Regions from separate parts of the Homo sapiens genome. Here region 2 is linked to region 1. Evidence: chromatin loops called from intact Hi-C (ENCODE). Cell type or tissue: natural killer cell. All regions are shown on one strand. Each heading gives the region's core, and the rest is flanking DNA. Links, peaks and the distances in the headings are about the cores only.

Region 1 (6,943 bases), core at 822-5,821:
GACTTGCCCTCCCCAAACCTGAGCTTTCTCATTAATACAGTGGAAGTGGTAGCCCGTCCGGTCTCCCTTCCGCGTTCTGATGATTAAATGTGATAAGTATACGAAGCCCTTAGCATATCATAGTAAATTCTCAATAAATGATGGTGATGGCAATTCAAGATATAGGCCTTTACCCAGAAAAAAAAAATGAAATTACTCATACATGCACAAGTGTGAATGTAAACTTCATACTCAGTCCAACTAATTCATTCATTCACCCATTTGTTCAACAAATCTTTGCAGTGCTTACTGGAAGCCAGGAATTGAGCAAAGAGTGGGGTGGGGAATGTGAATGTATGTGAATTATCCAGAGTCATGGTGCAAGTCAATAGCAAACCAAGCATCAGAATGGAAGTCTCTATTTTTCAAAAAACAGCTTCATTGGCCGGGCGCGGTGGCTCACGCCTGTAATCCCAGCACTTTGGGAGGCCGAGGCGGGCAGATCACAAGGTCAGGAGATCAAGACCATCCTGGCTAACACGGTGAAACTGTCCCTACTAAAAATACAAAAAACTTAGCCTGGTGTGGTGGCAGGTGCCTGTAGTCCCAGCTACTCGGGAGGCTGAGGCAGGAGAATGGCGTGAACCTGGGAGGCGGAGCTTGCAGTGAGCCCAGGTAGGGCCACTGCACTCCAGCCTGGGCGACAAAGCAAGACTCCGTCTCAAAAAACAAAACAAAACAAAACAAAACAAAAACAGCTTTATTGAGGTATAAGTGATATACAAAAAAACTGCACATAGTTAATGTGAATAATTTGATGAGTTTGGACATATGCATACACCCATGAAACATCACCACAATGAAGGTAATAGACATATCCATCACTTCCAAAAGTTTCCTGTGCCCCTTTGGTTTTTGTTTGTTTGTTTGTTTTCATTTGTTTTTTTTTATGGTAAGAACACTTAACATGAGATCTACCCTCTTAAATTCTTAAGTGTGTAATAAAGTATTATTAACCATAGGCACTCTGTTGTACAGCAGATGTCTAGCACTTATTCATCTTGCATAACAGAAACTTTATACCCACTGAGCAACAACTCCCCGGTACCCTCCCCCATCAGCTCCTGACAACCACCATCCAATTCTCTGCTTCTAGGAGTTTGATTATTTTAGATATTTCTTATAAATGGCATCATGACTGGCTCATTTCACTTAGCATAATGTCCTCCAGGTTCATCCATGTTGTCACAAAAGACAAGATTTCCTTCTTTTTAAGGCTGAATACTGTTTCTTTTATCTTTTTCTTTTCTTTTCTTTTCTTTTTTTTTTTTTTTGAGACAGAGTCTCGTTCTGTCACCCAGGCTGGAGTACAGTGGTGTAATCTTGGCTCACTGCAGCCTCCACCTCCCAGTTTCCAGCAATTCTCCTGCCTCAGCCTCCCGGGTAGCTGGGATTACAGGCCCATGCCACCACACCCACTAATTTTGTATTTTCAGTAGAGACGAGGTTTCACCATGTTGGCCAGGCTGGTCTCAAACTCCTGACCTCAGGTAATCCACCTGCCTTGGCCTCCCAAAGTGCTGGAATTACAGGTGTGAGCCACCGTGCCCAGCCTGAATACAATTTCGTCATATGTGTACACCACATTCTCTTTACCCATTCGTCTGTTGATGGGCATTTAGGTTGTTTTCATATCTTGGCTATAGTGAATAATGCTGTAATGAACACAGGAGAGTAGATCTCTTTTCATGGGATGGCTGGATCATACAGTTCTATTTTTAATTTTTTCAGAAATCTCCATACTGTTTTCCACGGTGGCTGCACCATTTACATTCTCACCAACACTGCACAAGAGTGAAAGTCTCTTGAATCCTACCTAATCCTGACTCCTTTAAAGAATAACTTTTGGTCAGACACGGTGGCTTATGCCTGTAATCCTAGCACTTTGGGAGGCCGAGGTGGGAGGATCACGAGGTCAGGAGATCGAGACCATCCTGGCCAACATGGTGAAACCCTGTTTCTACTAAAAATACAAAAATTAGCCTGGTGTGGTGGTGCCCACCCGTAGTCCCAGCTACTTGGGAGGCTAAGGCAGGAGAATCGCTTGAACCCAGGGGGCAGAGGTTGCAGTGAGCTGAGATCGCACCACTGCACTCCCGCCTGGCGGCAGAACAAGACTCCATCTCAGAAAAAAAAAAAAAAGAAAAGAAAAGAATAACTTTTGCCTCTGAAAAGGGACTACGACGAAGATCTCTTCCAGTCCCAATCAAATCTAAGAGTCCATTCCCTCCAGACCCCTCCTCCAGCAGACCCTTGTACACTTTCTCCAACACACTTGACCAACGTTAGCTTCTGCTTGAACACCTCCCGCAATGGGGCACTCACTCCCTGTCAAGCCAGACCCCTGAATCTTTGACCAGTTGGAAGGCCTGCCTGCCTGCCTGCCTGCCTGCCTTCCTTCCTTTTTCAGAGTCTTGCTCTGTCACCCAGGCTAGTGTGCAGTGGCGTGATCTCAGCTTACTGCAACCTCTGCCACCCAGGTTCAAGCAATTCTCCTGCCTCAACCTCCTGAGTAGTCAGGATTACAGGCACCTGCCACCGCACCCAGCTAATTTTTGTAGTTTTAGTGGAGACGGGGTTTCGCCATCTTGGCCAGGCTGGTCTTGAACTCCTGATCTTGTGATCCACCCGCCTCAGCCTCCCAAAGTTCTGGGATTACAGGTGTGAGCCACCATGCCCGGCCTGGTCTTCCTTTCTTTCGAGGAGCTGGACTCTACATTCCTGGGTGCCTCTGCCTACCACTTGTAGCTTTCCAAGACAGCTTGGAAGACAGTTCATCTTCTCCAAGTGCTCCTGAGCCAAAAGAGCCTTGAGGAAGGAAGAGGAGGAATGGGGTGAACTGGAGGCTGCGTCCAGCCTTGCCCAGCTTCCAAGCCCTGCCTGAACTTAGGGTCCCCCAGAAATCCAGGTTCCCAAGGTTCCGTCCCTCCTCTGCAGCTGCTTCTTTAAGAAGCACCATGGGGGCTGGTCCTTGCTACTGTCCTTGGACCCTGTCCAGGGCCCTGATTTAAAAGGTATCGCAACGTTTTTAAAAAACAAACATGTGTTGTAACCCAAGGCCCTGGTAACCACAACACTGCCGGCCGCTAGCTGCCGCCTCCCAGGCTAAGAGTAGAGGAAACTGCTCTCCGCCTACCCAAAGGCACCCCACACTGCTGCGCACCGTAGTTACCTTATTATATCAGTCCGGGAGCTCTGTGAGGACAGGGCCTGAGCTGGCCCTCAAGGCTGCAATCCTTTTGCACCAAAGTGCCTTTGGGATCCTCACCCACACTCTCATGAACTATTCCAGTAGATACTTGACTGCTTCAGCACAGCGCTTCCTCGCCATTCTCCACGTGAGCCCCAGAGTGACCTTGGATACCACCAATCTGACCACACCACTCCCACTCCTACGGGATAAAGGAAAAATGTCTTGGCCAGGCCTTCAAGGCCTCTGCCTATCTGTATCTTCCTCGCTCTCTGCATTCCCCCAGTATTCCAGCTGCACTGAGCCTCCGAGGCCCCCCTGAAAGTGCCACTGGGCATAAAATGTTCTTCCCACTTTGTGGACAAGCAGAACCCCTGCTTAATCTACACAGCTCAGCTCAGACATCACATCCTTGGAGAAGCTGCCCCGACCTTCACTCTCCCAGACAGAGTTAATCACTGCTTTTGCTTCCATGGTATTTTTCCATAACCCTTGTTGCATTATTTGTCTACCTGGAATACAGGCAATGTAACCTCCTGCAAATATTTTGTTTAGCTTGCATGGTGATTTGTGTGCATGTGTTTGTGTAAAAGAGAAAGAGAGATTTTACATTTAAAAAGTGGGGGGTGGGGTTGCTGGACAAAGTGGCTCACACGTGTAATTCCAGACCTTTGGGAGGCTGAGGCAGGAGGATTGTTTGAGCCCAGGGGTTCGAGACCAGCCTGGCCAACATGGCAAAACCATATCTCTACAAAAAATACAAAAATTATCTGGGTGTGGTAGCATGCACCTGTAGTTCCAGCTACTCAGGAAGCTGAGACGAGAGGATCACTTGAGCCTAGCAGGTTGAGATTACAGTGAGCCATGATTGTGCCGTGCACTCCCGCTTGGGCAACAAAGCGAGACCTTGCCAAAAATAAAAATAAAAAAATTGAGCCGGGCATAGTGGTATGCACCTATAGTCCCAGCTACTTGGGAGGCTGAGGCAGAAGATCGCTTGAGCCCTGGAGTTTGAGGCTGCAGTGCACCATGATCGTGCCTGTGAATAGCCACTGCGCTCTAGCCTGGGCAACACATCAAAACCCTATCTCTTAAAAAAAAAGAAAAAAGATTTTCAGTTTCACTTAGAAAATTAGAAGGTCAGGCCAATCAGGGCCTCCATTTCCTTCTAACACCAATCCACTGCAGTGCAGCCACCTGTGCTCCTTTTGGTTTGGTATATGGCCCCCAGTTTGCACCTGTCCCCAACTTATACTAGCCTTTTTCTAATTTAGGTACCTACCTAGCCCTATAGACATTTGGGTTTTAACCTGCAGACCTAGGTATATCTCCCATATATTCTGGGCCACTCCGATTTACAAATATTATTCTACCTCCTTGTCCCTCTAAATGTCCCAGAAATTCCAATATTTTGGCGAACAGTAATGCATGAATAGAATCAGATCAATAAAAATATACATAAGTCACAAAATTTCTTTGCTACCTCATGTGGTCCAATTTTCAGTTTGGAAAGCCCAGTTGCTGACCTCACCATCCTCCAACTCTCATTCCCATTGTTTTATGTGGGTAAGACCCTCCCACTAGGGTAGAACAAGGAAGATGCATCAGGACCCAGGACCAGGAAATGCCAGGTTTCCCAGAAGAAGGGGTCAAGGCATAGTCGTCTGTTGGAAAACGGTTGCTTAAGTTATGATTACATAGCAGGCTATACAGGTTGAAAAATATTCACTTTTCAAATCAAAGAATGAAGTGGGCTGCTGGAAATGAGGATCCACTGAACAAGGCTATACAGTTAATGTGTCTGCAGTTGGATAGAATTGAGAGCATGATGTCAGTGGGAATATGCAGAAGGTGCAGATGGTCCCTTGATGAGATGTATATTGGGGGAGGCAAGGTAGAGGGGTAGGGAGTTTACTGTCTGCTTGCAGCCGGGCAAGTGAATACCCAGCTCTGTTCTGAGCCTGGAAAGACCCAAGCTAATGCTGGAGTCCTGCTCAGTCAATTACTTATAAATCAACACGCTGCTCATCAGAAGACTGTATCCAAAAGGGAGCCTCAGAATCTCCAAAGCAAGGAAGGATTCTCCTAAGGTCTCTAGATGTGGGGTGGTTCAGGGCCTGGCTCATGTAGCCCATGGAACAGTCCACCATGTTTCACACGAAGGATGTGGGTAGGGGTGGTCTAGACACTAGACACCCAGTGTTGCCAAGGATGTCTCAAACCCAGAAAACAGTGCTTACCCATCGACTCACTGAGCCCTGGACCCTACTTTGTCCCTCATCTCTGTGTCCATTTTTTTTAAGTCTATCAGACATCTATCAGACATGAGGAGGACATGAAGGTCTAAAGCAGTGGTTCTCAAACATAAGCACACATCACAATTATGGGGAGGAGATGTTAAAACACAGATTGCTGAGGCCCACACCCAGGATGTCTGATGCTTTTCTAACAATTTCCCAAGAGATGCTGATGCTGTTAAAGCCTGGTCCACATTTTGAGAGCCACTGATGCAATGAAATGTTCACTATTGTTCATTCCTAGCGGCCTCCAGACCCCACAGCTTACTTAAGGAAAGCATGTGCAGTTTTCCCTAGAGAGTATTCCCAGGCAGCTGGACATGGTGGCTTACACCTGTAATCCCAGCACTTTGGGAGGCCAAGACGGGAGGATCACTTGAGGCCAGGAATTCAAGACAATACTGGGCAACATGGCAAAACCCTGTCTCTACAAAAAAATACAAAAATTAGCCAAGCATGGTGGCACATGCCCATAGTCCCAGCTACTCAGGAGGCTGAGGTGGGAGGATCACCTGAACCCCGGAGGTCGAGGCTGCAGTGAGCCATGATTGCATCACTGCACTCCAGCCTGGGCAACAGGGCGAGACTTTGTCTCAAAAAAAAAAAAGAGAGAGTATTTCTAGGTGATGTTCTGTGCTCCTCCTACTCTTACCATCCAAGCTCCTTAGGGATCTTTATCTGAACTTCACTGAACAGAGAAAGCACTGGCCGACCATGATTTACATGAACTGACTCTTGGTAAAGAAAGTGGTAAAGTGAATCTTTTGATGCCTCTCCCAAGGCAGCCCAAATCCCAAACTACAGCTCTCCTGGGAAAATAGGCAGGGATGACTTCTTGCTAATTAGTGTTACTCAGATTCAATTCTCCTTTCCAAGGACTTACCCTTTCATTCAATTCAACACAATCCAATCCAATCCATGTAGCAATTCAGTTCCCTGGCAAGGAGACCCACACAAGCTTTGGGGCAGTAAAGCTCAACCTTGAGTGTGAAGATTCCTCTGACTCAGTCCTCTCAGTCCTGATGCAGTGGATGGGGAAAAGAGAGAGAAGTCCAGAGAAACTGCACTTTAACCAATCCCTGATGCTTCTGAAGCAAATGAGCCTGCCCATATCTTGAGAAATACTCCAGTAGAATTCTAAGGACTCAACAATTTCAGGTGTTTTCATTCTTCAAGAGGAGCCTGTCAAAACCAACCTTTATTTTTAGGCTGGAGTGCAGTGGTGCAATCTTAGTTCACTGCAACTTCTGCCTCCTGGGTTCAAGAGATTCTCATGCCTCAGCCTCCCGAGTAGCTGGGATTACAGGCACATGCCACCATGCCTGGCTAATTTTTGTATTTTTGGTAGAGACAGGATTTGCCATGTTGGCGAGGCTGGTCTCGAACTCCTGACCTCTAGTGATCCACTTGCCTCAGC
Region 2 (6,208 bases), core at 961-5,960, 96 kb after region 1:
AAAGTGCTGGGATTACAGGCATGAGCCACTGTGCCCAGGCACCTCTTGTTTCTCCATCCATCCTAGTAGCTAATATTGCCTGCTGTGCTTTTTTGATATCGCTGGACTGGAGGTGTCCAGAAAGAAAGAGAAAAGGATTTAGAAGTGAAATTCCTGGAGGACCCCAGTTGTTTCGTGTTCTTGTTCATTTTATTCATGTGGCAAATACTTGAGTATTTGGTCAATCTCTGTGCAGTGGGCAGATGGATCTGGTATCTGCTCTCAGAGGTTTCTGGATCAAACTGCCCACCGGGGTGGAGAAGGCAGCAGGAATTTCTCAAGCTCCGGCCGTGAGGTCTGAAGTAAGGCCAAGGGGAGCGCTGGCAGTAAAGCCCCCATCCTGCGCTCACTGAGCTCCTTGCAAGGCGCCCTGCTCTGGGTATTCGGCATGTGTTACTCTTTAAGTCTCTGCCCAGGGGCGTGATCAGGTTGCAGGGGATTCCCAGGTGGCAGGAAGAGAGCTGTGTTCCTTTCTGGTCAGAACTTTAAATAGTAACTCCACGCCGACGCATGCATACCTCAGAGGAGCCAGCCTCTGCAGACAGAGACCAGAGAGCATCCAGAGGCCTGGCCGGGGTCCTGCAGTGCAGACGTTGGGAGGCACGGAGACGGGGAGAGGGGGAGGCGGTCCAGGACTCACTCTGCTCCACCTCTGACTCCTTGAAGGCAAGATCTGTGTGGCCCACCCTCCATTCCCTCTTTTTTGGATTCTTTCCTGATTTCCCGCAGCTGGATCAGCCTCTGCTGTTTTCCCACATTACCTTATTTTTGTCTTAATGTATTTACTACAAGCTTTATAGTAATTGATGTGCTTGTCTGTCTCTGCCACTGGGCCAGGAGCTCGTGAAAGACAGGAATTGGGTCCCCTTTCTCCCCAATTCCTCAGCCATTAGTGTAGGGCCTAGCACAAATGAAGTGCCTTGTCACTGTGCTGTGTGCTCGGTGACAGGCTCTGGCATCCTCCACTCTGCCAGCTCTCAGCTGCTCTCCCAGACCCCCCACTTTTCAGTGCCATGTAACTGACCCACATCTGACTTCTCTGTGAACCAGTCCCATTGTGCATTCAGGTTCAGGTTCGATGTCTAAGATCCCCTGGCTCTCTGCCGCTTCTCTCCTTCCCCTCAAAGACCAAGCCAGCTTGTCCTCAGATGCCAGTTCACAGCGCAGTTTACTGGGCCCAGAGGGGCAGTGCCTTGTCTTGGCATTGAAATGAGAGTGTCTCTGGGCCCCCTGTGCCCAGGACCCCACCCTCAGTAGCTGGCACCTGCAAGGTTCCTGGAGCTGGAGAGCAGAGCGGGGCTGGAGAGCAGAGGGAAAAGGTCTGAGTTCTGTGTGACCTCCCACAAGTGGCTCTTCTTTGGGCTTGGCTTCTGTGATAGAAATAATCTTAAGAGCGTCTACAAATGGCTACACTAATGACATTCACAGAGGTGAAAGTGTAAACATAAAATGCCATAAAAATATGAGGGGCTGGCTGGGTGCACTGGTTCATGCCTGTAATCCCAGCACTTTGGGAGGCCAATGTGGGAGGACTGCTTGAGGCCAGGCATTCAAAACTAGCCAGGGCAATAGAGTGAGACCCCATCTCTTAAAATATATATATATATATATATATATATATTTGACTCTTGCTATTCTTGCAGGGATCATTTTCATCTCCTATACTCAGCCAGGCTTTTTTACCCTCTCCTGGATGCTTTGGAAGGTGGTGCAGGGCTGCAGGCCTTGGCCAAGCCCCCCTCCCTTGGGGAAATGGCACTGTCCTTTGGGCGGGTTGCAGCAGGTGGTATGGGAAAGTCATCCACACCGCTCCCCAGGGTGTATGTGGCCAGCACTGGATTTTGCAGGGAAAGCAGCTCAGCCTGGACCAGGGTAGGCATCTGACCTGAGGTTGGGGCTGGGAGCTTGGTCTCAGTCCGGGGTTGGCAGCTCACCCTCTACTTTTTTCTCCACAGGGTGCCAAGTACCGGGGCTCCATCCATGACTTCCCAGGCTTTGACCCCAACCAGGATGCCGAGGCTCTGTACACTGCCATGAAGGGCTTTGGTGGGTGCCAGGCTTCATGGGAGCTTGAGGGGTATCCCCCAAAAGTAGACACAGCCCAGAGCCCTTCTGGTGGTGGTGGTAGGGTCTGTGAAATGGTGAAGTGCACTTATTCATTTTTTTGGTCTCCTCTTTTTATTAATTTTCATGATGTTATAATAAAATGTTTCAGAAAAAAAGTATAAAGAATAATAGAAATTTCACCCATAGATTTACCACCAAATTTAAGAACTAGTGCTTCATTAGCATAGTTGAAGTTTCCTTGGTAGATCCCCCTCCTGATAATGCCGCCCGCTGCCTTTGCCCAGAGGCAGCCACAATCCGAAGGTGGTGCTTATGTTCTTCTTTGTCTTGTGGTGGAAAGAACCCTGTACTGGGTGTTAGGATACCTGGGTTTTCTAAGCCAGGTTCATTGTGAGACCTTGGACAAGTTCTTGCCCCTCTCTGGGCCTTAATTTCCTGATTTGTGCAGTGAGGAGCTGGATCAGGGGCCTTCTGAGCACAGATATTGTGTGTGCTGTGTCCACTTTCAGTCGTGACTTAATAAATCCCCATGACCCTCTGCCCTGACACCAGCACCTGATGAGTGGAAGGCTCATGCTGAGGCCTGCAGGGAGCTACTAGGCCTGTGTCCAGGGAAGGAAGTGGCCCTGGTGGGCTTCCTGGAGGCAGGGTGGGTAGGATGATGATTGCTCTCCCCTATTCCAGGCAGTGACAAGGAGGCCATACTGGACATAATCACCTCACGGAGCAACAGGCAGAGGCAGGAGGTCTGCCAGAGCTACAAGTCCCTCTACGGCAAGGTAACCACAGCAACCGGAGGGCCCATGGGGTGCGGGTGGAAGAATGATTTCATTCACCTGTGTGCTCGTTCAGGTTATTTCCTGGATATGGCACTCCAGGTTAGCCTGTGGGCTGACACCTTACCCTGCTCTTTTTCTTCTCATCAGCTGGGCGTCTTTCAGCCTTTAATACACCCACAGCACCTGCTGTATGCTGGGCTCGTGCTAGGTGTTAGGGCTGCACTAGTGAATAAGATGGGTGAGGTGTCAACTCTGTGGACTGCCAGATAGTGAGAGAGATACACAGTAAACGAGGAAACAGACAGTGGTGGGGAAGTGGCACAGGGCTGTGGACCTGACCCTGCATAGCCGTTTGCTAGCAGCATGACATGGAGTAAGACCTCTGTTGTTTCTGAGCCTGTCTCTTAGGGTTGGTAACAGTACATACCTCCAAGGGTGATGATTTAATGAGATTACTTAGCCCAGCACCTGCCAGAGTAAGTGCTCATTAAGTGTAATTCTTACCGTTGTAACTACTCTTCCTCTTTCCTCTTCTATCTCCTCTTCTTCCCCACCTGCCAGGACCTCATTGCTGATTTAAAGTATGAATTGACGGGCAAGTTTGAACGGTTGATTGTGGGCCTGATGAGGCCACCTGCCTATTGTGATGCCAAAGAAATTAAAGATGCCATCTCGGTAAGAAGTGGGGGTGTATGTGGTGTTGGGGTGGGGATGTGGTTAATGGGAAGATTCTGGGCTCTTCCAAAAGCAACTGGTGAGCCCCATACCCACCCAGCACATGTGTCCTGCTTCAAAGACACATCTAAATTTATCCCAGAGGAGCATCCCGATCCGCACACAGAGAGATGCAGACAGATGTCAACATGATGCAGACCCCCTTACCAGGAGCTTGTAGTCCAAGGATACAGGTTATAGGGACATGGAGACAAATTGTGTCCAACACTCCTGAGGCCAAGGGCACACTAAAGGTAATCAACATGACCCTGGGCCAAGGGTTGTTTGAGAGGGCATCTTAAAGGATAATAGGATCAAGTTAAGCCCCAAAGCCCAGAGAGGATTTGGTGGATAGCAGTGTCAAGGTCATTGCAGGGTGTAAAAATGGCAGGAGAAGTTGTGGATCTGTGTTTAGGGTATGAAGAGTAGTTCAGCCCGGTTGAGGTAGAGGTAGAGAATTGCCCCCTAGGAAAAAGAGAGGCAAAGCCCTTTAAGTGTATCTAGCACTTTACAGTCTATAAAGTGCTATGATCTTTGTCTTCTATGAGCTATTAAGCATGAATTCATTTTATAAACTGATGCACTTAGCAATGTGAGATTATTATCTTCTCAATCTCCCTGTGAGTTTGGCAGAGCAACTAATATCATCTACATTTTACAGATGAGAAAACTGAGGCCCAAAAAGATAGTTTCTGAAGAGAATTCACAAAGCTGGAGGAGGCAGAACTAGAACCTTTGTGTTTTAGTCCATTCTCACATCGCTATAAAGAAACACCTGAGATTGGGTAATTTATAAAGAAAAGAGGTTGAATTGGCTCATGGTTCTGCAGGCTGAACAGGAAGCATTGTGGCTTCTGCTTCCGGGGAGGCCTCAAGAAGCTTCCAGTCTTGGCAGAAGGCAAAGAGGGAGCAGGCATCTCACATGGTGGGAGCAGGAGCAAGGCGGGAGGTGGGGAAGTGCTACATACTTTTAAACAACCAGATCTCACAAGAACTTACGATCGTGAGAACAGTAGCAAGGAGATGGTGCTAACTATTCATGAGAAACCGCCCCCATGATCCAACCACCTCCCACCAGGCCCCACTTCCAACATTCAGGTCTACGATTCGACATGAGATTTGGTGGGGAAACACATCCAAATCATATGACCATGTCTTATGAGTCTCAAGGCAGGAGTTCCCAATCAGTGCCTAAGAGCTGGGTAGGAACCTCCTGAGTCCTGGGGTGTCATAGCTCTGGCCACTCCCTGATCCCAACCTGTGTCCAGTGACCTCCCATCCCTGCCCTTAATTCATGCGCTCTTTTTCTACCCCCAGGGCATTGGCACTGATGAGAAGTGCCTCATTGAGATCTTGGCTTCCCGGACCAATGAGCAGATGCACCAGCTGGTGGCAGCATACAAAGATGGTGAGATGGGCAGGAGGGGCCGCTTAGGATCTTCAGATACAAAATGAGGATGATTGCAACAGTGGGGACACTAAGATTCTAGCCATCTACCTTCTCTCCTCCTTTCCTCTGATCCATTTGTCCACCCATTTATCTACCCAATAAGTACTTGCTCTGTGCTGGGTGATGTGCTAGGTTCTCGGGATAAAACCAAAGGGGTCCCTCTCTCTTAGGCCAATGAGATAATGAGATAATGAAGGAGACACACAATAAACAGGTGAACAGATAAACACAGTGATGATGGATTTTAGCTAAGTGTTGTACAGGAAATAAGGTAACAAGAATCAAACTTTTACCAGTGAGGTCTTGGGAGGAAATGAGGAACCAATCGTATAAAGAATGGAGAGAAGATCCTTCCAACAGAGGTCACGGCAAGTGCAAAGGCCCTGAAATAGAAATGAGCCTGGTAGCCGGTACAAGGCTAGACAGGTAGAGGACAGGGCAGGATCACACAGGGCCTGCAGGCCAAGAGAGAGATGGTGTTTTATTCTGAGTCTAATGAGAAGTTGGGGAGTATGATGATCAGATATGGGTTTTAAGACAGCCATCCTTGTTGCCGTGGGTTGGAAAGGAATTGAGAATAGAGGAGGAGAGAACCATCGGAAAGCTGTAGCCACTGTCCAGGTGGGCCGTCATGGTATAGGTGGGCTAGAGAGAATGAACAGATTCCATTTCATCATATCATGGTCAGTACGAAGAGCTGTGAAAATATACCCTGGGTCTTGCCATGATGGACGTGTAGACTGGGTTTTGGAATTCTTAAAAATATCTGATCATTTTGGGGGCAGCAGGGCCCTTTATCCTAGATCCCTGAGGTCTCTGGGGATGAGACTAGAGCTTGCGTTCCTTTCTGCAGCCTACGAGCGGGACCTGGAGGCTGACATCATCGGCGACACCTCTGGCCACTTCCAGAAGATGCTTGTGGTCCTGCTCCAGGTTGGTTCACAGCCTATTTTTTTCCTCTGGAGCTTGGGATAGCTTTTGTCTGGCTCATCTGGGTGTAGATCTGAATGTCCAGGGTCTGGTCAGCTTCCCCTGGTTTGCACAGGCAGGTGTATTTGGCTAATCCTCTTTCTCTTTGGCACACAGTCCTCTCGTGCCCAGGAGTGTCTTCTGCTGTGATTTTCTTCCTCTCTCCACACTCGCTCCTCCCGCTCCTCTC

Evidence for each region. Hi-C counts contacts between places; a loop is a spot of excess contacts. Peaks named below come from ENCODE experiments on the same cell type or tissue, not always from the same donor. Only the 100,000 strongest peaks of a DNase experiment are listed, where the experiment ranks them.
Region 2: it touches region 1 in a loop (2.9-fold over the local background); 89 of 110 quality-filtered maps call a loop at or near these places.

What each region holds. Positions count from the first base shown.
Region 1 is chr5:151,231,174-151,238,116 of GRCh38, reverse strand. No RefSeq gene overlaps it. Among named protein-coding and RNA genes, the nearest start is that of CCDC69, 11 kb to the right of the region's middle. In natural killer cell, for the core only: no CTCF peak of the experiment used is centred there; a DNase peak (open chromatin) is centred at 3,156; H3K27ac peaks cover 1,085 bases.
Region 2 is chr5:151,136,030-151,142,237 of GRCh38, reverse strand. It overlaps ANXA6 (annexin A6), which reads left to right. Exons shown (of 26, transcript NM_001155.5): 3 at 1,995-2,085; 4 at 2,791-2,885; 5 at 3,447-3,560; 6 at 4,917-5,007; 7 at 5,903-5,982. Among named protein-coding and RNA genes, the nearest start is that of ANXA6, 19 kb to the left of the region's middle. RefSeq lists enhancers at 417-626, 647-726. In natural killer cell, for the core only: no CTCF peak of the experiment used is centred there; DNase peaks (open chromatin) are centred at 2,407 and 3,027; H3K27ac peaks cover 3,123 bases.